Regions from separate parts of the Homo sapiens genome. Here region 2 is linked to region 1. A link is an interaction called in ENCODE POLR2A ChIA-PET data of the cell type or tissue named here. Cell type or tissue: GM12878. All regions are shown on one strand.

What was found. Peaks named below come from ENCODE experiments on the same cell type or tissue, not always from the same donor. Only the 100,000 strongest peaks of a DNase experiment are listed, where the experiment ranks them.
Region 2: POLR2A ChIA-PET joins it to region 1 with 6 read pairs; 2 of 35 experiments call an interaction of 5 or more read pairs at or near these places.

What each region holds. Positions count from the first base shown.
Region 1 is chrX:40,880,056-40,882,555 of GRCh38, reverse strand. No RefSeq gene overlaps it. Among named protein-coding and RNA genes, the nearest start is that of MED14OS, 150 kb to the right of the region's middle. In GM12878, no CTCF peak of the experiment used is centred here; no DNase peak of the experiment used is centred here.
Region 2 is chrX:40,932,231-40,934,730 of GRCh38, reverse strand. No RefSeq gene overlaps it. Among named protein-coding and RNA genes, the nearest start is that of USP9X, 150 kb to the left of the region's middle. In GM12878, a CTCF peak has its summit at 495; a DNase peak (open chromatin) is centred at 1,220; H3K4me3 peaks cover 768 bases; H3K27ac peaks cover 847 bases.

The DNA of each region.
Region 1 (2,500 bases):
TGTGTCCTCCTTTGCCCAGCCCACTCTGTGTGGACACTTCCCCACAAAGACCCAGAACGCTAACAAGCCAAGGGGCAACCCTGGCTATCCATGGGGTGATGTTAGCGAGTCCCCAAAGCTGTATTCCTACATATGGTGGCGAATGAGATGAAGTCAGGACCCCCAAGTTGGGACATCAATCCTGTGAGATAGATGGGGCAAGTATTAATATTCTTAATTTAGAGATCAGGAAACAGACACATAGAGTGATGGCGTTGCCCGGGTCACACAGCTAGTCAGTGATGAAACCAGGTCACAAACTCAAGATGCCCCTCGACTCCTGTGCTTTTTGCATTTCCCTACCCTGCGTCCGAACAGCCAGATTTCCTGTGAGCATGTTACCATACAAACTGTCAGACTTTCCATAAGTGGGTTTATTAGTCCCACCCTCCTTCCTTCCTTTCCTCCTTTTTTAGCATCCATGAGAATTCACCTCTCAAATCTCTAACCACTGGAAGTGCCATTGACCTTGGGCCCCAGCTTCAGCCTCTGAAATCCATCATCACATTGGTGCCGAGACCATGCTTCCTACAGCCTGCCCCCGGGCAATGATTGAGTGCAGCAGGGATACTGAGGCAGGCCTGTTCTTGAGAGACATGGAAACTCCTTTGACCAACAACTTTAGCCCAGGGACTCCCCACTGGCCCTGCCAAATCTTTTTGTTGTTGTTGTTGTTGTTGTTGTTGTTTTTTGAGACAGAGTCTTGCTGTCGCCCAGGCTGGAGTGCAGTGGCACAATGTTGGCTCACTGCAACCTCCTGGGTTTCACTGAGCCTCCTGGGTTCAAGCAATTCTCCTGCCTCAGCCTCCCAAGTAGCTGGAGTTACAGGCGTGTACCACCACACCTGGCTAATTTTTGTATTTTTAGTAGAGACAGGGTTTTACCATGTTAGCCAGGCTGGTTTCGAACTCCTGGCCTCAAGTGATCTGCCCACCTCAGCCTCCCAAAGTGCTGGGATTACAGGCGTGAGCCACCGCGCCTGGCCGCCAAACCTTTCTGAGACTGAACTGCAGTGTACGATGCTTCCATGCAAACTTCCTTCCTTCCTTTTCTCTCTCCTTCACAAGTCAGACCTGCAACGAAGTCTGATAGATCTTCCAGTCTTTTCCATCTCCCTCCCACATTTTCTCTCACAGGCATTTTTTTAAATAAATCTCTTGCGTGTTTTATCTCATCTTTGGGTCTGCTTCTCTGAAGACCCAAACTAACACCATCCCTCTCTTTTTTCCTCCCTCCCCAGCTTCCTTCTTTCTGTACCCTGTCAACCATACTGGAGGTGCATGGATTAATACTATTAATATATGGTTCCCATTCTCAAGGTTCTCAGTCTATTAAAGGACACAGACCTAGAGATAATTCTAACACAGTGAGATAAGTGCAATGACAGAGGTATGCATGGGGCATTGGCAGGGTCCAGAGGAGTGGTATGTAACCGAACTTGGAGCTGAAATGGAGGAAAACATTGAATAAGAATTAATAGGAGTCAGCCAGGTGAAATGAGCTAGGTAGAGGGAGGGGTAAAAAGACATTGCAGGTTGTTGTGTTGCTGGGGCTGATGTTTTTAGGCAAGGGGGGCCAGCAGAGGGGGCCAAAGAGGTGGGGAGGGGCTGAGTATAGGAGGGCTTTGAACGCTGCCCTGAGGGTTGGACCCTTATCCTGGGGCCATTGTTTTCTGAATGTGGGTCTAGGCCAGGCTGCACGAGAATTACCTGGCATCTGATAAAAATATCCACCCAGATAGAGTGCCCTGCAGGGGGGAGCTCATTAGGGGATGAAATATGTGGGTTTTTTTCCCTCTCTCTTTTTTTAAAATCAAAATTTGTCCCTTCAAGCTCTAGAGAGGGCTAGAAAAATCCCCTAAGAGATTTCAAACAAAACAAAAATTCTGAAGGATTACTTGACTAGTCTCCCTTCCCTATGTAGTATAGTACTACTGGTCCCCGCTGTTGTGGGAAAAGTTTTTTTGTTTTGTTATTTTATTTTTTTGAGACAGGGTCTTGCTGGAGTGCAGCCTAGGCTGGAATGCAGTGTGTGATCATAGCTCACTGCAGCCTCCAATTCCTGGGTTCAAGAAATCCTCCCACCTCAGTCTCCTGAGTGGCTGAGACTCCTGGTGCCAGCATGCCTGGTTAACTTTTCTTATTTTTTGTAGACACAGGTTCTGGCCATGAAAACAAAAGAAGGCCAATGTTATCAAAACAATGGAATTAACATTTAATCCTTATTCTGTGCCATGCATTATTCTAAATTATATGCAATAATTAACTTCTTATAGAACTCCTCTGAGGTGGCCGGGTGCAGTGGCTCACGTCTGTAATCCCAGCACTTTGGGAGGCCAAGGTGGGTGAATCACGAAGTCAGGAGTTCGAGACCAGCCTGGCCAACTTAGTGAAACCCCATCTCTACTAAAAATACAAAAAATTAGCTGGACGTAGTGGCGGGTGCCTGTAATCCCAGCTAC
Region 2 (2,500 bases), 52 kb before region 1:
ATTGTGGAAAATCATGAGCTCTCAGATGTATAAAATAATGGGTTGCTGGCTGGGCGCGGAGGCTCACGCCTGTAATCCCAGCACTTTGAGAAGCCAAGGCAGGTGGATCACCTGAGGTCAGGAGTTCAAGACCAGCCTGGCCAACATGGTGAAACCCCACCTCTACAAAAAATACAAAAATTAGCCGAGCATGGTGGCGGGCTCCTGTTATCCCAGCTACTGGGGAGACTGAGGCATGAGAATTGCTTGAACTCGGGAGGCAGAGGCTGCGGTGAGCCGAGATAGCGCCACTGCACTCCAGCCTGGGTGACAGAGTGAGACTCCATCTCAAAACAACAACAACAATAATAATAATAGGTTGCTAGAGAAATATTCCTGGATTCCTGGAATAGGCCCAGAGGGAGGGGTTTGTACCAACCCCAAACTTGCCCCTGCCCTTGTCCCTCCCTGCCTTAGTAAGTTCACAGGGACTTGCCTGAGGCTGCCCTCTGGCTGGCCTAACCACACTTAACAATTCTCTGCCCCAGATGAGGGATGGTAGTTTGCTAGATCTAACGTGGTGAAATATACAAGGAATTCAAAGCATTTTGTTAATATTTTGTAATATTTTTCACACAGAGTTCCTGTAATGGGGTATTGTTGCCTCTGTGTTGCAGTTAAGAGACAATGAGATTTAGAGTGACTTCCTCATATCACACAGTCAAAGGACTTCTGAGAAGTGAACAAAGTTCTGCAGACATAAGGCTTCTGACTTTTACCACTGCCAAGTAATCTCCCCCGAACAGCCTCTCCCCACCATATCAGGTTTCCTTGGCTGAGTATTTAGGAGGCTGCTGGTGAGTCTAATCACTTGGGACATCTTAATAACTGAAGTCACATTGGAGGGGAAAACTCATAAAGAGGCTGTGGGTGATTGAGGGCATCTTCTCAGAAGTCTGGCTCCAAACACGCGTGTTGCCACATACTTGGAATTCTGCGAAGAGAATGCAGAAATATTTCAATCAAAATATCAGTGAGGTTTATCTGATTCTTCCAATACAGTGTTTTCAGAGAAGGAGCAAGCGCTCCAGTAACTGAAAAGCAGCGTTTATTCAAAACAGTAAATGAAGTATTTGTTATTGGCAAAAACAAAGACATAATGTGGATCCCGAGGCAGACTTTCAGGAAGCCAGGGGTGGAGGAGAGAAAGGAAAGAAGAACTGAAAGAGAGAAAGCTTAGAAAAATATGCAGTTTGGTCTTGGACCTTTGCCAGGAAAAGCTGGGTAATGAAGGATTAAAACCGAAACAAAATGAAAAGGAAATAAGGGTAGGAAAGGGCCACGAAGAATAAAGAGCTGGTGATGTGTTTAGTATAAATGAAAAGATCCCAATCTTATTGTGGGTTAGGAGTGTGGGCATGGGGGATGGGGACAGCAGGCTGAGGTCAAACTCAGGGAAAAAAAAAATTAAAAACCCCAGCAAATAAACAAGCAGAGGGGAAAAGATGAGTAAGTAGAAAGAGAAAAGGAAGCACTTTTAACAGGAAGCCGACCAAAATAGATATGTACAGTGCCATCTGAAGGGAAAGGGGGAGAAGGGGCCATTAACGCCATGTAAGCTTAGGAATTTGGGGAGAGATGATTTTAAATATTAAAAAACAGAGGACCCAGCCTGGCCAACATGGTGAAACCCCATCTCTACTAAAAACATAAAAATTAGCTGGGCATGGTGGCGGGCGCCTGTGGTCCCAGCTACTCGGGAGGCTGAGGCAGGAGAATCGCTTGAACCTGGGAGGCGGAGGTTGCAGTGAGCCGAGATCGCGCCACTGCACTTCAGGACACAGTGAGACTCTGTCTCTAAATAAATAAATAAAACAAAAAACAGAGGCCCTTTCGAATGACCTGCAGATTCTATCCCTGTGAATTACAGAGGGCGGAGGCTCTGGATGGTGTCACAGGAATGGTTGGCTGCCATATTTTCCATCCCAGAAGTCAGCCAATTTCAAGGCCAGTGGACAGGATCATAATCACTGTTTTTCAAGGGCTCCAAAGGCCTAGGGTGGCCGTCAGTGGGGCAAGAGGATGAGGGGATGTGTAAGGCCATGAAGGCATTGGGATGGATGAGTGGGTTGGTTGGCAAGAACCCCTGACCACCTGGCTGCAAACATCACAGTAGAGAGCCAGGCCTTGCCTGACCATGGTCTCAAAAAACTTCATCTCCTACTGCTAGGACCACTTGATGTCCATCTGTTGGTGCAGCCTTCTCTCAGCTCTAGGACAAATTCTGGCCTTAGCTGGACTCTCAGGAACCCTAGCCCCATATGCTGGGACCTGGAAACAGGGCATCCTTGCTGCTTATATTGTCTTGACCTTGGGGTTTTTGTTTCCCTAACTGGAAGCTACAGTTCTACATGTTCTTAGCTACAGTTCTACTCTTGACCCTCTCTTGGTCTTGGATTTGTTCCTTGTATTTAAGGCCATGCCTTAGGCCCCTGTCTGCCTCCTAATGCCCTCTAAGGCT